Linked DNA regions of Homo sapiens: region 2 is linked to region 1. A link is a loop called in an ENCODE intact Hi-C map of the cell type or tissue named here. Cell type or tissue: K562. All regions are shown on one strand. Each heading gives the region's core, and the rest is flanking DNA. Links, peaks and the distances in the headings are about the cores only.

The links. Peaks named below come from ENCODE experiments on the same cell type or tissue, not always from the same donor. Only the 100,000 strongest peaks of a DNase experiment are listed, where the experiment ranks them.
Region 2: it touches region 1 in a loop (5-fold over the local background); 1 of 110 quality-filtered maps calls a loop at or near these places.

The regions. Positions count from the first base shown.
Region 1 is chr15:28,906,978-28,919,275 of GRCh38, forward strand. All of the region lies in intron 1 of APBA2 (amyloid beta precursor protein binding family A member 2), which reads left to right. Among named protein-coding and RNA genes, the nearest start is that of APBA2, 27 kb to the left of the region's middle. RefSeq lists enhancers at 11,141-11,663, 11,831-12,298 and a silencer at 11,329-11,623. In K562, for the core only: CTCF peaks have their summits at 5,639 and 6,583 (motif pointing right); DNase peaks (open chromatin) are centred at 4,474, 5,584 and 7,874.
Region 2 is chr15:28,826,803-28,839,100 of GRCh38, forward strand. It overlaps the pseudogene PDCD6IPP2 and the pseudogene LOC100129687. Among named protein-coding and RNA genes, the nearest start is that of GOLGA6L7, 16 kb to the right of the region's middle. In K562, for the core only: no CTCF peak of the experiment used is centred there; a DNase peak (open chromatin) is centred at 5,469; H3K4me3 peaks cover 1,521 bases.

The DNA of each region.
Region 1 (12,298 bases), core at 2,477-10,476:
AAAATTTGGAAGTTTTACATTGTTAAATCTATCAAGCTTGCTTTATTTACCCTGAGTTTTGTATCTTACTTAGAGAAAGGGTTTCTCTACCCTAATATATATAAGCACCCTCCTGCATGTTCTGCTAATACTTGATAGTCCAGATTTTTCTACATTTACATCTCTTATTCAATCTAAAATGTATTTTAGATGTAGTGTGAGTTGGGGATGTAGTTTTTTTATAGGAGTATTCAGTTTTCCAGCCTAATTTCCTAGTCAGCCACTTTGACCTCTCTCTTTTGGCAGATTTGTCATGGGTTAAGTTGCTGCTGTGTTCTGAGTGTTTCTCCTGTGTTTCTGGATTCTCCATTCTAATTTACTGCTTTATTCTTGTGCCGATATCTACCGTACAAGTTACTGTGGCTTTTGGTAAGACTTTGTTATCTTAAAGGGCCATTACCTCTTCATTCCTCTTCTTTTTTCATTTTCCCCCTAACCTTTCTTCTATATTCCTTTGACTAGAATCATCCTTTCAGCAGGAGCCAGGCAGAGCAGCTGTCCGTGGGCTCCCCAGTTGGCCAGAGCTGTTGGCCAGGATGTGGAAGGAATCAGGCGGGAGCCCCCAGCGGGATGGTCATTGCGGTGTCTCTGCACCTAAGTGATTTGTTTTTGCAGACATCAATGCTCAGGATTGATCAACCTCAGGATCAATGCTTGGGAAGTGTAGAGCTTGCGTCCCATCATAGATATGACTCCGAATCTGTGGGGACTCTCCCTGGGCTGACTCATAAAATGAATGGGCACCTGAGCCACTCTGTGTGATGCTGAAAACCAGGAGCGCTTGGGCGACCCTTTCAGCCATAAAGTCTGCCTTTCCCCAGGGGAGTGGCTGCTGCTGGTGTATTTTCTATTTGAACCAACTTAAAGGGGCCTGCCCAAGTTTCAGAAAGAAACTCAGGTTCTTGACATATACAGGGGGAACCCTTTCGTTTCTAAAATCTGTTTAAAAACCTTAATGTTATTTAAAAATCCACTTTACCATTGGTGAAAATATCCTCTTACGCATTTGCAGTGCACCTCTGTCCTCTGTGAAGTACCCCGTGAGTGCAGGCCTGTGCCCGTGACCTGGCTGGACCCTGGGGTTTTCCCGAGCCGTTGTCCCTGAGCTGTTTGTGGTGTAGACAGGCAGCCCTGTGGGCCTGGATAAGAGGTTTTGCATGCTCCTTACAGTTCAAAGCAGGCGTGGGCCATCTTCCCTGACTCCTGCCTTGTCCTCCAATAGTAAGTCACGCCCCTGTCACTCCCTGATGGAGCCACTCCACTGAGGTTATTGTTGTTTTTGTTTGTTTTGTTTTCTTGTTTTTTTTTTTTTGAGACAGAGTCTTGCTCTGTCGCCCAGGCTGGAGTACAGTGGCGCAATCTCGGCTCACTGCAAGCTCCGCCTCCCAGGTTCACGCCATTCTCCTGCCTCAGCCTCCCAAGTACCTGGGACTACAGGCGCCCGCCACCATGCCCAGCTAATTTTTTGTATTTTTAGTGGAGATGGGGTTTCACCATGTTAGCCAGATGGTCTCGATCTCCTGACCTCGTGATCCACCCGCCTCCGCCTGTCAAAGTGCTGGGATTACAGGCGTGAGCCACTGCACCAGGCCCACTGAGGTTATTGTTGATTTTACACTGGGGCTTTTCTTTGGGATACCTCAGGCTCCTGGTTATGCAATAGAGGAAACATTCTGAGAGAATCGGCTGGTGAGATGCCTGACACCGCTCTCCTGGCATCTGACATCAAGGATATCTTAATATTTCTAGTTTTTAAAAATTGTGATAAATAACACATAACATGACATTTACCACCTGAAATACTTTTAAGTATATGATTCTATGGCATTAAATACACTCAGTGTTGTGCAACCATCACCGTCATCCATCTCCAGAACTTTCTTCATCTTGCAATCTGAAATTCTGTGTCCATTAAACACTAACTCCTCCTTCCACCTCCCCCAGCCCCCGGCAGCCACCATTTTACTTCCTTTTTTTTTTTTTTTTTTGAGACACTGTCTTGCTCTGTTGCCCAGGCTGGAGTGCAGTGGTGCAATCTCGGCTCACAGCAAGCTCCGCCTGCTAGGTTCACGCCATTCTCCTACCTCAGCCTCCCAAGTAGCTGGGGCTACAGGCGCCCGCCACCATGCCTGGCTAATTTTTTTTTTGTATTTTTAGTAGAGATGGGGTTTCACCGTGTTAGCCAGGATGGTCTCAATCTCCTGACCTCGTGATCCGCCCGCCTCGGCCTCCCAAAGTGCTGGGATTACAGGCTTGAGCCACCGCGCCCAGCAACCACCATTCTACATTCTGTCTCTGTGAATTTGACGATTCCAGGTGCCGCATGTGAGTGGAATCATACAATCATTTATCTTTTTCCAACTGGCTTCTTTCACTTCGCGTGACGCCCTCAAGGCCCATCTGTGTTGTAGCATGCGTCAGAACTTCCTTCCTTCTTAGGGCTGACTACTGCCCCCATTGTATGGATAGACCATGTTTTGTTTGTGGTTCATCCCTCAGACATCGAGAATATCTCACACAGTAGAAAGAATCCAAGAAGCCAATGAGGACTTGATCTTGGTCGCCTCTGTGAGGGTTGGGTGGACAGGCCAAAGCTACCTACTCATCCTGCATCGAGCTGGATGCTGGGCACAGGTGCTGGGCACAGGTGCTGGGCACAGAGGATGCAAACTGGAGCAGGAGCCAGTTCCTGCCCCCAAAGTGCAGCAGCAACATGCCACGTTAGTGCCAGCCTATCCGGGGCTTTGTAAAGCTAAGAAAAGAGCCTGTATCCATCCTGAAGGCCGTGTGACCACAGGGCTTCTAAAGGATGCTTCTGTGTTCCCAGAGTTAGGTGGAAGCTCTTAGAAGGATCTCTTTTATCCCAGTGCTCTTGCTAAGAATGGAAAGCCCCTCTGCGTGACTGCAGTAGCTGGTGCGATCCTCTGGTCACTTGTACCAGAGCCGGGGAGGTCGTGGCTTGCAAAACTCACCTCTCATAATGGGATGCCAATAAATATTATCCGAAGTTGGTATACCCAGAAAGAGAGTTTAAACATTATTTAGAGAGGTGGAAAACAGCCACCGGTAGAATTAAAATCAGAAATAATGACAAGGATGGCCAGCGGAGTGGGGAAGTCCAGATTGGGGAATGTGATGTTTCATTATAAGCACTTTCAGCATTTGCTTACTTTGGTCTGAGTAAAAGAATTGTCTCCTTTTTTTAGGGCCATGTACAGCAAAGGACTGACCATCTGTCAGACATGCTGGTCAGTTTTCCTGGCAAAGCAGGGTTGGAGGTTTCTGTCCTCAGGTGGGTGGGCAGGGACGGCAGCTTGCCGTAAGGTATCCAACAGCACCAGGGGCAGGAAATGAAAAGTGCTCAGTGATTGGTGGGATAATGGTATCTAGCACAATGATTCCTGCCAAAATCTTAATGGTGTGCAATAAATGAAAATGCTGCCCCAGTCAGATGGGACCAGCATTTTTCAGCAACTTTCAAGGTCTTGTGTCACAGGAATGAAGATCCGAGTATTTCCCACCCATGGAGGGGGTGGTGAAGGAGTTTTCAGTCCTGGGCACCCTGGGCTGTGCCGAAAGTCTCTGCGTCACACCGCCTGGGTTAGTTGGGAAAGAGAGCTCCCACCGTTCTCTTTTAACCCTTGTCCTTTTGTACCACAGCAATTGCTTTCCTGGAGATCAGAACCATGTCTGGGCTTAACATCATCTTTGGAAATCCTAAAAGGCAATGAAGAGATTTTTCTCTTTTCATTTCTTTTTGATACAGCCGTGTCAGTTTGAAATTTTATTTTCATATCAGTTCTAATAGTGTGTCTGCTTGACATAGTTTCTGTTAAATGGGCTTGATATGAAGTTATTTAAAAATTCAAATATTTAGAGTTTCAGGGCCCATCGTCTTGATTTTTGGGGCAGTACCTCAATTTCATACGGTGTTATTCTTTTCCAGAGAGATGGGTCACTGAATAATTTACATTTTATGGTTGTTTTGTGAGAAACTATTTCTGGTTATAAATAGTAAACATCTTCTAGGTTTTGCAGTAAGAAATAATGGATTTTGTTAGAAAAAAGAACCATAAGAAGATGTGATTTTAATTTTGACTATTTTGACTTCCTGTAAGTACCTTCTGGAGCAGAAGGTTTTCTCTTCGTGGATTCTGCATCTTGGATTTGGGGACTCTGTTGCACTGAGCTGTGCTCTGTGGGGAGGAGCCTGTGGCAGAACAGTTTGGGTTCTGCTGGCCACCTTTCACTCTATTCAGTGAGGCTGGGTCCCAGAGAAAGATGACAGCGGTTAGGTCTTGTTGGGAAGAAAACTCGGCTACCAACCCTGGACCATTTTGCTTCCCCTGAACAAATAAGATAGTCATTTGCCTGCTTTTGGGGACGGAGCCTGTGGTTTGCACAGGGTGAACGAGGTGGCAGCTGGCTTGCCTGCTGGCCTGCTTCGTGGAGATAAGATGCTCAGACCCACCGCTGCTCTTCAGGGGTTGTGGAGGGAATTAATGCACTTCCTTTTGTCCCCCAATCTCATTTACATGTCTCTGGAGCTGAGCATGTGTTCTTTTTCTTTGTTCATCTCAATAGAGCTTTTAAATTAAATAGATGTTGCTTAAGCCATTCAGAAATGTTTCACATTTTAAAAAACAAAAGGTAGTTGCTGCCATGATTCCTTTGCCACCCCTACACCGTGGCCTTGTAGGACAGTCCCCCCTTGGCTGTGCTGAGCCCATCTGGAAGTGTTTCTGATTCTAATCAGAAGTGGAACAGTTTCAGTGCAGATTATAGGTTTATGTTAGCTTTAGTGATGGAGGGATGGAAATAGATGCTTCCTCGCTATTACCATTCCAAGTAAAATAATGAGGCTGCATATTTGCAGTGAGCTGCTGAAGCCAGACGTCACTAGAGTAATTTGGATTAGTGGGAAGTTGGAACATATTGTTTTAAAAGCGATTTCAAGAGCATCATCTTCGGAAATCCTATATAGCAATGAAGTGATTTTTTTTCACTTTTTCATTTTTATTTATGTTGCTGTATCTGTTTGAATTTTTAGTTTCATATCAGTTCCCTCTAATAGCATACGTGCTTGAGATATTTTGACTTCTATTAAATGGGCTTAATATGAAATTATATTAAATAATTTTTATTGCTATTTGGAAGGCCAGGAAGTGTTTCCAGTTTTCATATTTTGGGTCATGGAGATGCTACTTCCCATCCATTTTGTGACATGTAAGAGTCAGGCCATTTCAAGGAAGGGCCAGAGGAGAGACTTTGTGTTTCTGGGAATATACTATGGATTAGGACATGTGGGTTATTCAAAGATCTATCCTTTTGTGCTTTGAAATCTGAAATGTAGAAACTGTGGCCTCACTGAGGAGGAGTTTTAGAATATGCAAGGGAGATGATCAGGACTGGATCTTGTATTTGGGTACCACATCCAGTCCCAGACAGCATTGCTAAGGCAAGGAGCTCATAAAAGCCCCAAGCTCTAGCTGTTGGCTACTTATCTCCTGGAGCATCAGGGTGAGCGCGGTTCAGGCTGGGGAGTCCTGATGGCTGCCTGGTTGTTACAGGATGTTACAGCTTAGGCCTGGGGACATAGCCCAGCACCCTCCAGAGGTTGTGTCTGTTCTTTACTCTTCAGGTTCCCTGGAGGCAGGAGAGGAGCTGGCCTCATTTCTGGCAGGCACCCCACTACTGTTATTGAGCAATCCTCCAGGCTGCAGAGATGTCAGAGGAGGACCCTAATGTCTCCTGATTTTGATTATTTTGTTCTTTTTCCCTAGGTGTTTTACTTGCAGATACCTTGAGTACCTTGTTTGTATATTCACTTTGAAAGCACACATTTAAATGTTTATAAGGAAAAGGTTCTAAAGACATCCATTGATCCATTCATTCATCATTCAGCAAATACCTGTTGAATACCTGCTGTGTGCTAGGCACTGCGGTGGGCGAGCCAGAGGGCTTTGTTGCTCCAAGGAGCTTGCATTCTAGTATTCTAGTTATTTTCACGCATCTGCACTATCTGGGACAGGGACCATTGCGTTTTGTCGTATATAAAGCAGCATGTGTCTGCACTACAGTTTGTGTCCGTCGCAGATGGGCAAGGATTGAGTGCAAAAACTTCTGGGCCAAAAGGGGTTGGCTTGGGTCAGGCTGCTCAGTAGCTGAGGTGAAAGCATGTGCCACCCCTCCTGATACAGGGATCCTTGCTGATTGTGTGTGACACCAGGGCCTTCCCATCTGTCAGCTGGGTTTGTCCTCACAGTAGCTCGAGGAGCAGGCGGGGCAGCATCTGGAGGCCTGGTGCCCTTTCACACCTTGCTGCGACCACCAGGCTGCTCAGCAGTGGCCCGTGCCCACCACTGCACCTGCCGCCTTGTTCCAGCTCCGGGACCTGTCAGGCCACAGTACTACCTCCTGTCCCTTCCCCCAGGATCCTAGGGTCTCTGACTTCAATCCTCTGGGCCCAGGTTTGCAAGCCACTCCCTGGGAAGCTGTCCTGGGATCTGTGCCTGTCTACTTCCTGTAGTCCACCACCAGGAGGTAGAAAGGGACAGTCTGCTGACCTCCAGTCTTTCCACAGCAGTGTCTGAATGGATTCAGGAAATCCTTGGCGGTGCCCCAGGATGTGCTGGTGCTGGCTTAGGGGTTGGTGCCATAGCAGCACATGAGACAAGGGGAGCCCCCACTTGTGGGTCTCACCGTCTTTAGAACGTTAGCACTTATTTAAATTAAAAAAAATTCTACTAGTTGTAGCTTACAGTCACCGAGTTTCTTTCATTGTATTCGGTGACTTTGAAGCCAGTTTGGTAGATTCTATTTCATGAATAGTCCTTGCTCTGGTCTGACATCTGGGTCAGTGAGTAGCTTCGGCCCCTCCCTAGAGCCTCCTGTCCTGGGCTGCAGTGACAGGCTGCGGGCCAGTGGGGTACACTCACGCACACCCCTCTAGGAACACTGGGGCCCTGGATAATTATGCCAACTGCAGGCTATTTCTCCCTCCAAGTGGAAGTCCTTGAGGTGAAACATTGGGTTTTTAAAAAATATTTTAGTCTTCTATTGTGTCTAGTCTGAAAATGACTTATTTGCTTTTTAATTCTGCGAACATGTTTCCTAATGGAAGGGTCAGAAATGTTCTCCTTGCACTTTCCATTGGTGCTGCAGTTGAGAGAGGAGAGGGGAGTGGTCAGGCTCCCCCTGCTCATCCCAGGGGCCCTCACAGGGGCTGCTTTGCGGTGTAGACCTTGGGGAAGCAGCTCACCTCCGAGCCTGGTGTATGAGAGCATAATGGTATTAGGTGACTTTTGAAGGGAAAGCAGGTTTTGGAAGAAGATCTGTATATACAAAAATACTGTCTATTTGACCTTCATCTATGAAGGATTCAGAATTGCAGAAGTTTGAAGGATGGCTGGGGGTTTGGGGCCATCTTGCACATGGCTTCCTTTTGGAGTGCCTTTGTTCTTCTGTGACGCCCATGGGGCCTGAGAGTGCGGCTGGATATTCCACCCAGATTGCAGCTCAGGTGGCTGTGCTACAAGCTGCTCCTCCTCCCGTGCAGTGCATGTCCCGGGTCCTGCTGCCCCGCTCAGCTGCACAGCCCATAAGGGACTGGTCCTGCCCGCGCACCCCGGACCTCCCCTGCCCAGGAAAAGTTACAGAAAATATCTTCCCCAGGATTCCTGGGCTGCACGACCCTGATCAGCCCCTTTGTGAGAGCTGCTTTGGGTGGAGATGGGGACACAGCTCGTTCTTTCCTCCTGGACTCTTCGTGCATTCAGGGTTCTGAGCTGATGGGGGCCTGGCCACTCGCCAACTGAGCCTGGCCTTGGCTGAGGTCGTCATCGCTGTGTGTCCCGGGCTGCCGGCCTGCCTGTTATCTGCAGTGCACAGGTGTGCATGTGTGTGCATAATACACACCACACACATACCATGCCCACCTCACACACACCACACGCATACCCCATACACGCCACACACATATCATACCCACCTCACACACACCACACACACCACACACATACCATGCCTACCTCACACACACCACACACATACCCCATATACACCACACACCACAAACATACCATACCCACCTCACACACACCACACACTTAACCCATATATACCACACACATACCCATACACACCACACACCACATACATACCCCATATATACCACACACCACACACATAGCGCATACACACCACATACCACACATACCCCATATATACCACACACCACACACATAGCCCATACACACCACACACCACACACATACCCCATATACACCACACACCACACACCATACACATATCCCATACACACCAAACACATGCCACACATACCACACACACCTCACACACACCATGCCCACCTCACACACCACACATTCACCCTATACACACCACACACATACCATACACACCGTATACATACCACACACACCACATAATACCATACATACACACCCCATACACACCACACCCCTCCATACATACCACACACCACACACACCCCATAGACACCATACACACATCACACCATACTCTATATACATATCACAGCACCCATACCACACACCGCATTCCACACAGACATCTTATACACACCACACACACTATACACATACCACACAATAGCATATATACACACACCATGCACATCCCATACACACCACACACCCCATACATACCATATACCACACACACTACACCATGCACACAAAACACACACACTCAACTCTTCCACACTACATTACACTCCACACACACACCACACACACAACACATTCACATCACACACACCACATACCACACACCATACATAGCACACACCACACACCACACCCTCCAGGACACCCCCCACCATACACACATGCACCACACACCCACACCATACTACACAGTTACCACATACACACCACACACTCACTACCCACCACATCACATACTCTGTATCTGACGCACACAGCACACACCCCCGCCACACACATTTGCACGTAAACTACTCATCGAATGAAACTGAATGATTGTTTTCCCCAAATTAATACTGCCCCCGCCTGCGCACCCCCGGCTGTCCTGGCCGGCACATTCCCTGGTCCTGCCCTCCTTTGGGTCAGCACCGCCTCCTGTGTTTTGGGTGTCTCTGGCTGTGCCCTGGGGCGTGCTTACGTCCTGGTCTTGTGGGAGGCTGGCTCCTCTGCTCCCGTGGGTGCCTTCCTGGGGGAGACCAGCCTGTTCGCCACCTCTCCTGATGCCCAGAGTGGCGGCCCGTTTGGGAAGTCCTGCTTCCTCCCCTTGCAGTCTACCCTTCCCCACAGGTCGTTTTGTCTCAGTGCCGACATCTCCCCAGCTAGAAGAGGAGACCTTCAAAGGCACACAGGTGGGTTTGATTATATTGCTGCTGAATATTAGATGCATTTTGGTGAAACACTCAACCAGTACACATATCTTTAATAAAGTAAAATGTCCAGGCCCCCTCTGCTCCCACCTGTCTCCCTCTCCCACCTCTCTCCCCGCTCCCCTCCCCAGAGGACATGGCTGACAAGCCTTTGAGGGGTTTCCCCTTTCTGTGTGCCTTTGCACGTGTGTATGGGCTGGGCAGTGTGTGTATTCTCTAGCCATCTTGACGGACCTGTAACTGGGATCTACACACGTGTGCTCGCTGTAGCTCACTTACCATTTTCCCTCAAAAACAGGCCTGTAAGATCCCTCACTGTAGTGCGCGTTGCCCTGCCTCTTTAAAAACGCCGTTGACTCTTCCAGCACGTGAACTCTGTCGTCATTTATTTAACCATTCTCTTATTTATGGGTACTTAGGTTTCCAGTTTTTTAAAAGATTGCGGCAATGAAAATCTTCAGACATCATTTTTTATACATGTGAGTCCTCCTGGAAATGGAATTTTTGGGCACAAGGATATGCCTATTTAAATTTTCGATAGAGAATGCTGAATTGCCTTTCTGAAAGGCTTCATTCTAAAGAAATACACTTCTCAAAAAAAGGGAAAGCTAGCAAAAAAGCAATTCTCTGCCAACAGCTGAATAGAGAGAGGGGGACTCTCTGAGGCCATGAGGTGGGAAATGTGGCAGCCTGGGAGAAGCCAGGGACCCGGGCAAAGGGTGGCATGGTTACTAACGTTTCCTTTCCTGTTTCCATCCTCCCTGCCCTCCCTCCAAACCCCCAGGAAAGCAGTACTGGGGAAAGACGGTAAATAACTAAAATCCTGAGAATTCTCATGAACACTCCTCAATTTGGAGAGAGAGGGACTGTGATGAGGGGGGTTGAGATGGTACCCAGAGCCTGATGGCCCTCACCAGCTTCAGGAGAAACCTGCTCCCCTCCAGGGCTCCTTCCTAGGGTCCGGCTTGCACTGCATTCTGGGAGAATCCTGTAGCCCCATCTTCCCTTTACCCATTGGCCGTTTAATGGTATCCCATTCTCACATTTAGCCTTTTGAATGAATCAACCACCATATTAAAAAATTAATAGATTTAATTTTTTTTTCAGCAGTTTTAGGTTTATGGAGAAATTGAGCAGAAAGTTTAGGGAGTTCTCCTGTACACCCTCACCCCATTTCCCCTGTTTCCTCATTATTAACATCTTACATTGGTGTGGTACATTCGTTACCATTGATGGGGCAGTATTATTATTAACTGGAGCCCATAGTTAAAACATATTGGGGTTCACTCTTCATGTTGTATATTTTATGAGTTTTGACAAATGGGGAATGACTCAGCTACCATGTCTTTGTTTTAGTAGATCGTTAGTTGCTTTTTGTCTTATTAGCTGACTCTTGTTTTGAGGAGAACTTTTTGTCACATCCTTTTGCACCCCGGCTTACTGTGGCGTGGGGCAGGGGTACTGGGGGCCAGCTGGTCTCTGGGGAGCAGCACTCACTGCATCCTGCCCCCGCCCCATTCTGCTCCTTTCTGGTCTCAGCAGCCTCCCTTGCTCCTTTCACCTGCCTACCCCAGCTCAGCTGCCTGCTGCTTAGATGCCACTGTGGGGCAAGGAAGCTGCCCCCAGTCGGTCCCCGAGGATTCTGCCCAGATAGGGATAAGAATCACCGCGAGTGTTTGCTGAGCACTTGGGAGGCATAGGCTCGGCGGGAAGGGAAGGCCTGCAGGCTGAGGTGGTCTGCTTTGAGTTTTGCAGCGTTGCCTGCGGTCTCCGTGGGTGAGGGAAAAGGCACAGGGAGGTGCAGAAGCGTTCCTGGCGCCACGGAGCCGGTCAGTGACAGAGCCGGGTCTCAACCCAGGCCACTGCCCTCGGCAGCCAAGCCCCTTCTTTATTTTGGAATGGCCACCTGGCCAACTGGCACACAGGGAGAACTCATGAAAGGAGGCGTGGCTCACTCCTGAAGGGAGAGGGACACAGGAGCAGCCTTGATGCGCAACGCCCCCTCCAGGCCCCGAGTCCCTGTCCTTGGAGGAAGCAGGACTCCCAGGTGGGAGAGGTGAAGCAGATGGCTTCCCCCACTGCAAGGAGGAATCCCGGTGCTCTTCTCCACCAGCCTTCCCTTTGGTCGCCCCCTGGCGTCCGCGTCATTGTGGGAACACTCGGGCGGGATGTATTTTAAAGGAGTGCCTGATGCGTGTGGGTGTGGTGGGGTTGGGGGTGGGGGTGGGGCTGGGGGTGGTTGCAGCGGGGCCTATGCAGGATCCCGGTTGGAGGGGGCTGCAGAGGCTACTGCTGGGCCTGGTGTCGCCATGGCAGCTGGAGAGCGGGCGACCGGTCGCTTGGCGTCCTGCTTGGGGTTGTTGCCCACATCACCGAGCGAACGTTCCTGTCCCGCCCACTCACTGCGAGGCTGGGCAGGGCCGCTTGCCAGTTAATTGTGGGGATTATTATTTTTTTTTTTTTGTAGACGGAGTCGCGCTCTGTCTCCCAGGCTGGAGTGCAGTGGCGCTATCTTGGCTCACTGCAAGCTCCGCCTCCAGGGTTCACGCCATTCTCCTGCCTCAGCCTCCGGAGTAGCTGGGACTACAGGCGCCCGCCACCACGCCCGGCTAATTTTTTGCGTTTTTTAGTAGAAACGAGGTTTCACCATGTTAGCAAAGATGGTCTCAATCTCCTGACCTCGTGATCCGCCCACCTAGGCCTCCCAAAATGTTGGGATTACAGGCGTGAGCCACTGCGCCCGGCCGGTTGTGGGGATTATCTGAGAGTTGCTGGAGTGTTCTGCACTTCCTTGCGAACCTTTTACCTGGGTGGGCAGGGGGAGAGGCCGAGTCAAGGGAAGGAGGCAGGATGCCACACACG
Region 2 (12,298 bases), core at 2,428-10,427, 80 kb before region 1:
TTTGTAATTTTACCTGCATTTATATTTTTCTCCATTTATTTAGATAATACCTAATGGTTCCCCACAATGAGTGGCAATTAAATTAGACTCTGTGCTATTTTCACTTTCTCAACTTCTCCTGAACTATTTGATTTTTGTGGCAGGATATTTCTTAATATTTGCCTTTGTGCCACTTAATGTTTTCATACTATTATGGGCAAATTTTGAGATTTAAAATGAACCCATTACTCTCAGCTATTATAGACGAGGCAATCAGGGAGCTAATTCCTACTTTCCCCTTTCTTTTACTCTCTCCTCCTGGTTGTTACAGTTGAATCATTTGTACATTATCAGAATCATCAGTAAAATATCTTTTTACATCTTCTACACCATGTATCCCTTAAATCTATATATGACGCATTGAATGCTTACCTCTTGCCTTACTGGTAGTATTTTACCTACTCAGAACTAGGTTGATTGAACTTTGTCCTGTGGTAACTCTCTTAATAAGAACTTTCTGTAAAGTGTTCCCTGAATTATGGGTGCTTATAACTGTACACTTTATAGCTGATAGATATCTTGCAAGGATAAGGATAACCATTTGCTTCTCCCTTCTCTTCTTTCTCAATATTTCCCCCCATTTTCTGGTGTTAACTTTTGCTGTGGAAAACTCTGATGCCAAAATGATTTTCTTTTTCTCTAAGTTGACAATTTTTGCTTAAGCCCTCACATAATGCTTTCTTAATCTTTAAAGTCCTAGTCCCATACACAGATATATCTTGGTGTTGAACATTCTAATAACATACATAAGCATATACTACACAGTAATGTAAATATATGTGCTTATGATGATCTATCTTGTCTTAATATAGGCAATAACTTTTTTCTAATTCTATCCTATGTTTTACAGTTTTTGGATTTTTGGACGGGGAGAGGACTTACTACATATTCTTCTCTCACACCCTTTACGACCCTTACATTATTTGGGGTTCAGTCTCCCTTGTTCTCTTTACAATTTAGTTTTTTTTTTTTTTTCTACAATGATTTTGTTTTTAAATCCTATTTCTTTCATGGATTCTGCCAGTTGCTATTGCACTTTCTGGCTATCTCTTCCCCATTCTCTTGCATTTCACTTCATGGTCTCTTTATGTTTTATTACACCCTTAAAATTTATGTTGGAATGTATAAATGTTCATTCCTTTTTTCATCTGTTTTGTAGCAACATGTTTCTAGTTATTACAAGAGTTGATATATTCCTTTTTTATCTTTATTCTTAAGAGTATTTTTATGTGAATGCTGAGAAAATTCCTTTAGTATTTCTCATATGTGAAAGTTGAATTTCCTACAGGACAAAGGAAAGGGGTTGTAGAATGTGCCCCAGCCTGCTAGCTCAAGGGCCCTCTCATCATTTGCTACAGTGACAGACTGTTGCCTCATTTTGGGGACATTATGGAGTCACCGCTCGTTCTCCATAAGAGCATAAATGATTACCAGGTAGTTGTTACTGTCTTCTCTCCTTGATACTCATACATAACTCATAGCACATATGGAAGCAACCTTCTAAATACCCATGTTTTATCTTTAAAATGTTCTTTGTGTGTAGCTGCCCATTTGTTTTGTGCTAACTGACTGACCCTATTACCTTCAGTTGTAACAACCCATTTAAGGTAGAAACGAAGGACACTCATCTCCATGTGTTTTCAGAATTTAAATGAAAAAATAAAAAGAGGCTGATGTCACTTCCCAGTTTAACGCAGGGGTTTTATTTATTTATGTACACTCAATCAAACTATGACTATTACAAATGGTTTTACCGCTACAATAAAGATAGTTAATTCATAACTCAATAAAAATGAAGAGTGAAAGATTAAAAAAGGAAAGCAACAATTCTAAACTATAAAATCTACTTCAGAAAGCTACATACAGCAAAGCTCAATAAATAAATTATGAAAAAAAGAATAATATGGGATAAGTTTTATGGTTTAGGAGATACCTTCCTATAAGCCAAAAACCTAAAAAAAAATGCTAAAGGTATAGCTTGCTATAGTACGTGGTAGGAGAAATTAACATGTATAAAATCAATAACACTCACATTATGTGATAGTCTACAGCCAAAGAATAATAGAAAGCAAGTGAAATGCTTAGCATAGCTATTTAGTCTACTAAATTAGGTTTGTGAAAATGGGAATGCCAAATGCCTTAAGGCTTATGGCAGGTGCAAAAGCAAAACATCAGAGGTCAACCTAAGGATATTTTTAATATAAAATTAATGTACCTGCATTGTAAGCATTATTTTTTTTGTATGGTAGAAAGGAAAAAATTCTTGTATTATTCTACTATAAATGTGTATTCTTTGCTCTACTAAATTTGCATGTCATCGTCAGCCTTTCACTTTGTCTTCAGCTAACAAGAACCTCTTGGGTTCATCCTTTGGAGAACCTGATATGGAAAATGGACTGAACTAGGAGAAGAGCCTTTGTTTAGACCACATGCTGAGGTCTAGTGGCTTCAATTAAAAATATATAAATGTGGCCGGGCACAGTGGCTCACGCCTGTAACTCCAGCACTTTGGGATTCTGAGGCGGGCAGATCACGAGGTCAGGAGTTCAAGACCAGCCTGACCAACGTGATGAAATCCCGTCTCTACTAAAAATACAAAAATTAGCTAGGCATGGTGGCACGTGCCTGTAATCCCAGCTACTCAGGAGGCTGACGCAGGAGAATCGCTTGAATCCTGGAGGCGGAAGCTGTAGTGAGCCAAGATCATGCCATTGCACTCTAGCCTGGGACGACAGAGCGAGACTCCGTCTCAAAAAAAAAAAAAAATTATGTATATATATATATGCTTAATCTCTAAGCTTTGGAAGGAACAGCCTATCTACAGAAAAATTTAAAACTTGGTCATGACAGGTACAGAGTTGGGCCCCATTAATTTTGTTGACATTGAGGTCAGCAGATTCTGTAAATTTTCACTATACCTCTCATATGATCTGCCGCCACACCATTCATACTCTTAACTTTATTTCTCCTCACACCAGTAAATTACTAAAACTGCCAAGTTTTTTTTTCACAAATTAATATCTTTAGCATTCTCCTCCTTCAGCCTGCAATGAAATTATCTACTCCCCTCCCTCCTCCTTCCTCCTTGACTCCCGCTAATGCACATTTGTGTTTGGTTTCCACACCAAATGAGCTACCTTCAATAAGCATCCCACAACTCCACAGGGAACTTTTGTTTCTCTACCTTCTGTGCTGTCAAAGCGCTTGGCTCAGAATGAGAGATCTGTCTGCATTTCAGATCTACAAATTACTCATTGTGTGACCTTGGACATATCCCTAATATTTTTGAGCCTCAGTTTCTCAAAAATTAGAATAAAGATACCAAACTCCTGGGGTTTTGTGAGAGTAAAATGAGACGATGTGTGTAAGAGACTCAGTGCAGTGTCAGTATCTACCATGTGCTATGCACTCTGCGTTTTCTTTTTCTTTTTTTTTTTTTTGAGACGGAGTCTCGCTCTGTCACCCAGGCTGGAGTGCAGTGGCGTGATCTCGGCTCATTGCAACCTCTGCCTCTTGGGTTCAAGAGATTCTCCTGTCTCAGCCTGCGAGTAGCTGGGACTACAGGCCCATGCCACCACGCCTGGCTAATTTTTGTATTTTTAGTAAAGACAGCGTTTCACCATACTGGTCAGGCTGGTCTTGAACTCCTGACCTCAGGTGATGCACCCACCTCGGCATCCGAAAGTGCTGGGATTACAGGTGTGAGCCACCATGCCCGGGCCAACCCATAGCCTTTTGGTCTTCTCTCAGCCAAGGCATCCAGTGAAAATGCAATTTATTTTTCAGATTCCTCTGGAGAATTAAAAAGTCTCTTTTGCGGCTGGACACAGCAACTCACACCTGTAATCCCAGCACTTTGGGAGGCTGAGGCAGGCAGATCACAAGGTCAAGAGATCGAGACCATCCTGGCCATGGCCAACATGGTGAAACCCTGTCTCTACTAAAAATACAAAAATTAGCTGGGTGTGGTGGCACAGGCCTATTGTCCCAGCTACATGGGAGGCTGAGGCAGGAGAATTGCTTGAACCCAGGAGGCGGAGGTTGCAGTGGGCCAAGATTGAGCCACTGCACTTGCTCTGGTGAAAGAGCAAGACTCCGTCTCAAAAAAAAAAAAAAAAAAAAAAAAAAAGTCTCTTTTGCATCAAATTGCCATACTCTCTGCTCTTGGTCCTCTTTTCCATGTACTCATTCTTCAAGCATTTATTTTCTCATTGCCTGATCCAGATCATTGCAATGACCAAAAAATTTTCGAATGCTATGATTTTTGTGATATTCTTTTAGCAAGTTAATCACGATGTTGCATTCTTGAGTGTGCAAGTGTGGAGGTAAGTCAGGATGCATCTTTAAGACAAAAAGATGGGTCACGGCAGTGCCACACCACTCACGGCCACACCAGGAGAGCTGAAGGGGCAGTCACCAACGAAGATGCCTGACCCAGAAGCTGGCTGCCAGGGAGCCAAGAGCCAGGTCACTCCACAGGTGGCCAATGCCCGGGGGTGGCCCTCCACCGCCGAAGCTGCTGCTGCTGCTGCTGCTGCTGCTTATTATTATTTTGAGACGGAGTCTGGCTCTGCCTCCCAGGCTGGAGTGCGGTAGCACGATCTCGGCTCACTGCAACCTCCGCCTCTGGGGTTCAAGCGATTCTCCTGCCTCAGCCTCCCGAGTAGCTGGGACCACAGGCACGTGCCACCTCACCTGGCTAATTTTATTTTTTGAATAGACAGGGTCTTGTTATGTTGCCCAGGCTGGTCTTGAACTCCCGGGCTCAAGCGATCCTCCCACTTCAGCCTCCCAAAGTGCCAAGACTACAGGTGTGAGCCACCACACCTGGCCAAGTTCTACTTTTCTAATATTTAAAATATGAAATAGGCCGGGCACGGTGGCTCACACCTGTAATCCCAGAACTTTGGGAGGCTGAGGCGGGCAGATCACCAGAGGTCAGGAGTTCGTGACCAGCCTGGCCAACATGATGAAACCCCGTCACTACTGAAAGTACAAAAATTAGCCGGGTGTGGTGACAGATGCCTGTAATCCCAGCTACTCGGAAGGCTGAGGCACCTAAACCCGGGAGGTGGAGGTTGTAGTGAGCCGATACCATGCCACTGCACTCCAGTCTCGGCGACGCAATGAGACTCTGTCTCAAAAAAAAAAATAGATGATGTCAGTGATTTCTATTACATGAGATCTGGAAGCACTCTGTACCTGATTGCTCCACGTTTAGTGGTGCTAAGTTCAAATAATTCAGGTGGTGAGAAACTGACTTCCGTAGGAGTGCGGGTGTGCGTGCGTGCCGCGGAAATCCCGCCTTCTGGCGCCTGCGGTTGCCCCCTGGCCTCAGCCGGTAGGCTCCCAAGTAGGAAGATAAACCGCATTGCACGAAGCGGGAGAGTCCAGAGGAGCGGCGAAGCGCTCCTCTTCCCCATTGGCTGCGCCCACGGAGCCGCCTTGCGATTGGCCCTAAGCGCGGGTGGCTGGGGTTGCGAGAGGCATCAGGATCCCTGGCGGCGCCTGAGCCAGCGGCTGCTAGGAGGCTGTGTCCGCAAGCCAGCGGGGCGAGGCGCCTGGGCCCTGCGCGTCAGGTCCCGGCCTGGGGCACCGGGGCTGCCAGCGTCGGAGGAGGTGCGGGCGCGGGGTTGGCGGGCGGCCGAACGGGGGCCTGCGCGGACCGCCCGCGGCTCAGCCTCCGGTCTCTCTCCGTCTCTAAGTGGTGGTGGCTGTGGGTTTTTCTGCAGGTGATCCTTTTGAGTAATTTGTTTCACGCAGGCGCCCTGCTGTAGGGTAAAGCGGCAGATTCATGCTGCTGTCATTTGTCGTTCAAACTGTGGGCTTCTTGGCCAGGCGCGGTGGCTCAAGCCTGTAATCCCAGCACTTTGGGAGGCCGAGGCGGGCGGATCACGAGGCCAGGAGATCGAGATCATCCTGGCTAACACGGCGAAACGCTGTCTCTACTAAAAATACAAAAAATTAGTTGGGCGTGGTGGTGGGCGCCTGCAGTCCCAGCTACTCGGGAGGCTGAGGCAGGACAATGGTGTGAACCCGGGAGGTGGTGCTTGCAGTGAGCTGAGATTCCGCCACTGCACTCAAGCCTGGGTGACAGAGGGAGACTCCATCTCAAAACAAAACAAAAAACGATGGGCTTTCTGTCGTGTGTGTGTACCTTTTGGATTTGAGGGCAGGGGGATGACATTGTGATCTGGCCTCCTGAGAAACCAGGCACACCCTGCCTACCTTGGAAGGCGGCTTTCCCTTCCCCACCTCCCTCTCCCTCCATCTGTTCCCTCTTTCCCTCTCTCCACTTCACTCCCGTCCCCCAGCTCTTCTCTCCCATCTTTTTGTTCTCTGTCTCTTTTTTTTTTCCTGCATTAAACCTTTCGGGAGTGTCTTTGTAAAATATTAAGAAGCGTTAGGTCTTCAACATGTGTGTTTACTTGCAGGCCTGAGACCTGGGAGGAAGCTGGAGAAAAGATGCCCTCTGAATCTTTGTGTTTGGCTGCCCAGGCTCGCCTTGACACCGAATGGTTGAAAACAGATATACAGGTGGGGTTTGACATGTCTCTTTCTTGGTGTATTTCTGCTTCCATGTTTAAATTTCTCGTGTAAGGCTTTTTTTTAGGGTATGTAAGGGGAAGTCAGTTGTATCTTGCTATATTAGAGGAGCAGGTTTGTTTCCTGTAACTTAAAATGTAACAGTCTTTATGGCTGTTTTTGTAGATCGTGCGCGGCTGCCTTTTAATTAGTTTCTTGCAAGTGCAGGAAATGAGATTTATTAATAGGGAAAATTTTTTTCTTAATTATTATTACTGGTTGAGAAATCTGCTACACTCCTAACCATATCATGGTGACTGTTGTTTGTTACTGATAGTTTTTGAGCTGTTGAGTTAACTGTCGAGGGGAAAATTGGAGAAGTAAGTTGCAGTAATTATGGCTGCTAGAAACTCACTCCTTTTATGAGGTCTTGTGTTTGTGTTTCTGGAGAGAAAAGAGTTAGTTCAGTTGAGCTGTTTGTTTTGTATTTGTAACCAATACAAGGACTAAGGACAATTGTGTTGAAACTGAGGTCATAATGTTGGGATCTTAAGGGCCGAAGGTTCCAAACAAATGGTATGTATAGAGTTCTCTCTGACTTGAAATTTTCCCTTTCTGGACCTCCGGATGCTGAGGCTGGGAGTGTCCATATGACAGTGCCTTCCATGACAGGAGTCAGCAACCTTTTTTTTTTTTTTTTTTTAACACGTATCAGTAATTCATTCTGTATATTTTGAAAAGTTTTAACCTCTTCTTCCTAGCCCTCCAGTATTTGTTAATAAATTAAAACGTTTCCCAAAGTGTTTTTTGTGAAACAATAATTCTAAAAGATGCTCTAAGAAAAGCTAAGTACATGGAAAAATCCAAAGTGTATATTTTATTTATTACATTTCATGAATTTTTGTTTCTGTTTTTTCCTCTTGAGAGGGAGTCTTGCTCTGTCTCTCAGGCTGGAGTGCAGTGGCATGATCTTGGCTCACTGCAACCTCCGCCTCCTGGGTTCAAGCAGTTCTCTGCCTTAGCCTCCAGAGTAGTTAGGATTACAGGTGCCCTCCACCACGGCCAGCTAATTTTTGTATTTTTAGTAGAGACAGAGTTTCACCATAGTGGCCAGACTGGTCTTGAACTCCTGACCTCATGATCCACCCTCGGCCTCCCAAAGTGCTGGGATTACAGGTGTGAGCCACTGTGCCTGGACCACATTTGATGACTTTTTTTGTCCTTTGTTCTTTTAAAAATCATGGTTAGAAAGCAGAGCATAATTGTTCTTTATGTAGAATCCAACTGATTGGGGTTTTTAGGGAGATGTTTTGACATTCAGTAAATGTTTTTGTTTTCCATTATTAAGACTATGAATTTTTTATTTTACTTTCTGAGACAGGGTCTTGCTCTGTTGCCCAGGCTGGAGTGCAGTGGCGTGATCTTGGCTCACTGCAACCTCTGCCTCCTGGGTTCAAGCAGTTCTCCTGCCTCAGCCTCCTGAGTAGCTAGCATTAGAGGTGCCCGCCACCACTACCCTCCGCCTTTCAGGTTCAAGCGATCCTCTGCCTCAGCCTCCTGAGTAGCTGGGATTACAGGTGCACGCCAGCATGCCCGGCAAATTTTTGAATTTTTAGTAGAGACGAGGTTTCACCATGTTGGTCAGGCTGGTCTCGAATTCCTGACCTTGTGATCCACCCGCCTCGGTCTCCCAAAGTGCTGGGATTACAGGTGTGAGCCACATTTTTAGTAGAGATGGGGTATCACTATGTTGGCCAGGCTGCTGTGGAACTCCTGACCTCAAGTGATCCCCTCACCTTGGCTTCCCAAAGTGCTAGGATTACAGATGTGAGCTACCACGCCTAGCCGTATTTTGTATTTTTAGTAGAGATGGGGTTTTGCTGTGTTGGCCAGGCTGGTCTTGATCTCCTGGGTGCAAGTGATCCTCCCACATTGGCCTCTCAAAGTGCTGGGATTACAGGCATGAGCCACCACACCTGGCCAATGGGAGGTCTCGCTTCCCTTCTCTGCAGCATTCCATAAGCAATGTGTTTGGGTAGTATGTGTTCGATTTTCTCTATGTATACTTTGAACCCTACAGTAGTGAAAGGAAGAGTAGACAACTTTGAAGTTGATGTGGTGTGGTCTTTGAGCTGGTGGTGCTAATTACTCTTGGTTGTTTTCGTGGCCTCCAGTGACTTCATCCTGCTTTTGCTGTTGTAAAGTGTTGTAATTTATGCTCCTGAGAATAACTCTTGAGGTGTACTTAGGGTTCTTGTCTGCTTCCTGGTGACTGTCGAAGCTTTTCATCTTGAAGAAGGGAGATGAGCAGTGTTCCAGTGTACTGAGATTAAAATTAAGAATGTTGCATTTTTTTAATATGTAAAATTTATAGCCAGCTGTAGGGTAGGGGTGGCCTACTTTCTCTAAAGGGCCAGATAGTAAATATTTTAAGGTCTCACTGGACCCTATGGTCTCTGTCATAGCCATGAGACCTTGCAGATTTAGTGCCAAAGTAGCCACAGACAATACCACGTCAGCGGGCAGGGGACGTTCATTCTGTAAAGTGTATTTATGGACACCAAAAGATGAAGTCCACAGAATGTTTGCAAGTCACAAAATACTGTTTTTCTTTTGATTGTTTTTCAGTTATTAAAAAATATAAAATACAGTGGCCGGGCGTGGTGGCTCACATCTGTAATCCCAGCACTTTTAGAGGCTGAGGCAGGCGGATCACCTGAGGTCAGGAGTTCGAGACCAGCCTGGCCAACATGGTGAAACCCCATCTCTACTAAAAACAAAAAATTAGCCGGGCATGGTGATGCACGCCTGTAATCCCAGCTCCTCGGAGGCTGAGGCAGGAGAATCACTTGAACCTGGGAGAATCGTTTGAGCCTGGGAGGCAGAGGTTGTGATGAGCCAAGACTCTGTCTCAAAAGAACAACAAAAATAAAATACTTTCTCTGCGTTCAGACCATACACAAAGAGGCTGTGGGCTGGGTTTGGCCCCTGGGCTGTGGTTAGTGACCCCAAACACACACACACATACACACACGTAGGGCAGAGTCTGGCATTTAGAGCCAGCACCTGTGTTCTCACCTGAGCTGTGTTCCTGGCTGGGTTCTGCTGTGTATTCTGTGACCCAAGATGTCTATCTACCTTGGTAAACTGGAGACAACAAAGCCTGCCTCCTTCAAGGTTGTTTGTAAAGATTTAAAAGGGTAATGTATTGTTGTTAGGCCAGATGCTTTGCATAGTACATGTTAGGTTATTTTCACTTTTTTTTTTTTTTTTTGAGACAGAGTCCTACTCTGTTGTACAGGCTGGAGTCCAGTGGCGAGATTCCAGCTCACTGCAACCTCTGCCTCCCAGGTTCAAGCAATTCTCCTGCCTCAGCCTCTCGGGCTGCTGGGATTACAGGTGGCTGCCACCATGCCGGGCCAATTTTGATATTTTTAGTAGAGATCGGGTTTCACCATGTTGGCCAGGCCAGTCTCAAACTCCTGACCTCAAGTGATCCGCCCACCTCGGCCTCCCAACGTGGTGGGATTACAGGAGTGAGCCACCACATCTGGCCCATTTTCACTTTCCATTAGCTGCTTTTTTCCCCCATTCATTTCCTACCTTTCTGTGTATGATTTCTGAATTAAATGTATTTCATGTCTTAACCTTCTGAATTGTTTGTCCTCTCATTTTCCATGCTGTTAAGGAAAATAAGAGGCTAAGTGAGACGTATTAAATTTGCATGTAGTTTCTCAGATCAGGATAAATGCTCACCTGTTGCAGAACGGGACTCTGCTCTTGCTTCACCCAGGATGCCTTTCCTAGTTCCTTCCTAGAGTGGGGCCGCACCCTGCTCCAGCCCTCCAGACCCAGCTCCCTGCTCTGACATGATTCCACCAGACTGTATTCCAGCTGTCCTCCCTGGACCTAGATATTTTCCTTCTTCTTCTTTTTTTTTTTTTTTTTTTCCTGAGATGAAGTCTCACTCGGTGGTCCAGGCTGGAGTGCAATGGTGTGATCTCGGCTCACTGCAACCTCCGCCTTCCAGGTTCAAGCCATTCTCCTGCCTCAGCCTCCCAAGTAGCTGGGATTACAGGCACGTGCCACCAAGCCTGGGTAATTTTTGTATTTTTAGTAGAGACAGGGTTTCACCATGTTGGCCAGGCTGGTGTCGAACTCCTGACCTTGTGATCCACCCGCCTCGGCCTCCCAAAGTGCTGGGATTACAGGTGTGAGCCACCGCACCCCCCCAGCCAACATATTTTTATTAAAAAACTTATATGAAATTTATTTTATTGTGGTATGTAGTTCAGTAAATTTTGACCTCTATAGATTCATGTAACCCCCATCATCATCAGGATGGAGAATTTTCTTCACCCCAAAAGCTCCCTTGTGCTGCTCCTTTTTATCACGTGTTCCCTGGTCTCATACCCTGGCAACCACGGATCTGTTCTCCATCAGTATGGGGTATTCTTTTTGAGAATGTCATGTGAGTGGAACCATATTTTAAGTAACATTTTGAAACCATCTTCATTTACTCCCAGTTATATGTTTGAGATTTATGTGCTGTTCTGTGTATTAATAGTTCTTTTTATTGCTGAATGGTATTTCATCATTTGGATGTACCACATGGTGTTTATCCATTCTGCCATTGTAGGACCTTGTGGTTGTTTCCATTTTTCTTTCCCAATTGTAATCCTGCTGTGAGCATTACTATACAGATTTTATGTGAATATAGTTTCCATTTCCCTAGGATAAAGACCTAGTAGTGTGAAAGTTGGGTCATGTGCTGAACTGTTTTCCGAAGTGGCTGTTTTAGTTTGCATTCCCACTGGCAATCTGTCACGTTTCTGTTGCTCTGTGTCTTTGTTAGCACTTGGTGTTATCAGTGTTTTTTAGTTGAGCCATTCTAACAAGTCTAGTGGGATCTCATTGTGGTTTTAATTTGCACTTCCGTAATGGCTAAGAATGCTGAATATCGTGTTCTTCTTTGCCACTCTTGTATCCTCTGTGAAGTTTCTGTTCAGATCTTTTGCACGGAAAAAGCTGTATCATGGAACCAGTAAAATAACCAAGGAGAGGTTGATTAAAGTTCTGTTTATAACCCTAGAAGATTCCTGCCCTAGGGATATGGGATGGCTGAACGTAGGACACCGACACTGGACAGATGAAATAGCAGTTTATTAGTCACGCATGCTCACAGCCCTGGGGTGGGGGACACCGCATGCCATTCAGTTAATCATGTGTGTTGTAACTTTTCGGGGAGGGACATTTGCAGAGACTAATGGTATGACATTCTGAAAAGCGGTGACAGATTAAGAAATTTTTTAATTCTGCAGATGGTAGTGTCGAACCAAGTGGAACAAAGAAAGAAGATCTGAATGACAAAGAGAAAAAAAATGAAGACGAAACTCCTGCACCTGTATATAGGGCCAAGTCAATTCTGGAGACCTGGGTGTGGGTCAAGCAACCAGGTAATCTGAGTTTTGGCACTTTGGAAAGCTTGATCTGACGCTCCTTTTCTAAATAACTTGGATGGATTATTCGTATTTTTTGGTAACAATTTTAAAAAATGTAATTAAAAAAATTTAAATATCGTGGTAAAATATACATACCGTAAAACTTGCCATTTTAATCATTTTTATGTGTACAGTTCATTGGCATTAAGTATATTCACATTATTGCCCAGCCATCACCACCATCCATCTCTACAACTTTTGCCCTTTCTCCAACTGAAACTCCGTATCCATGA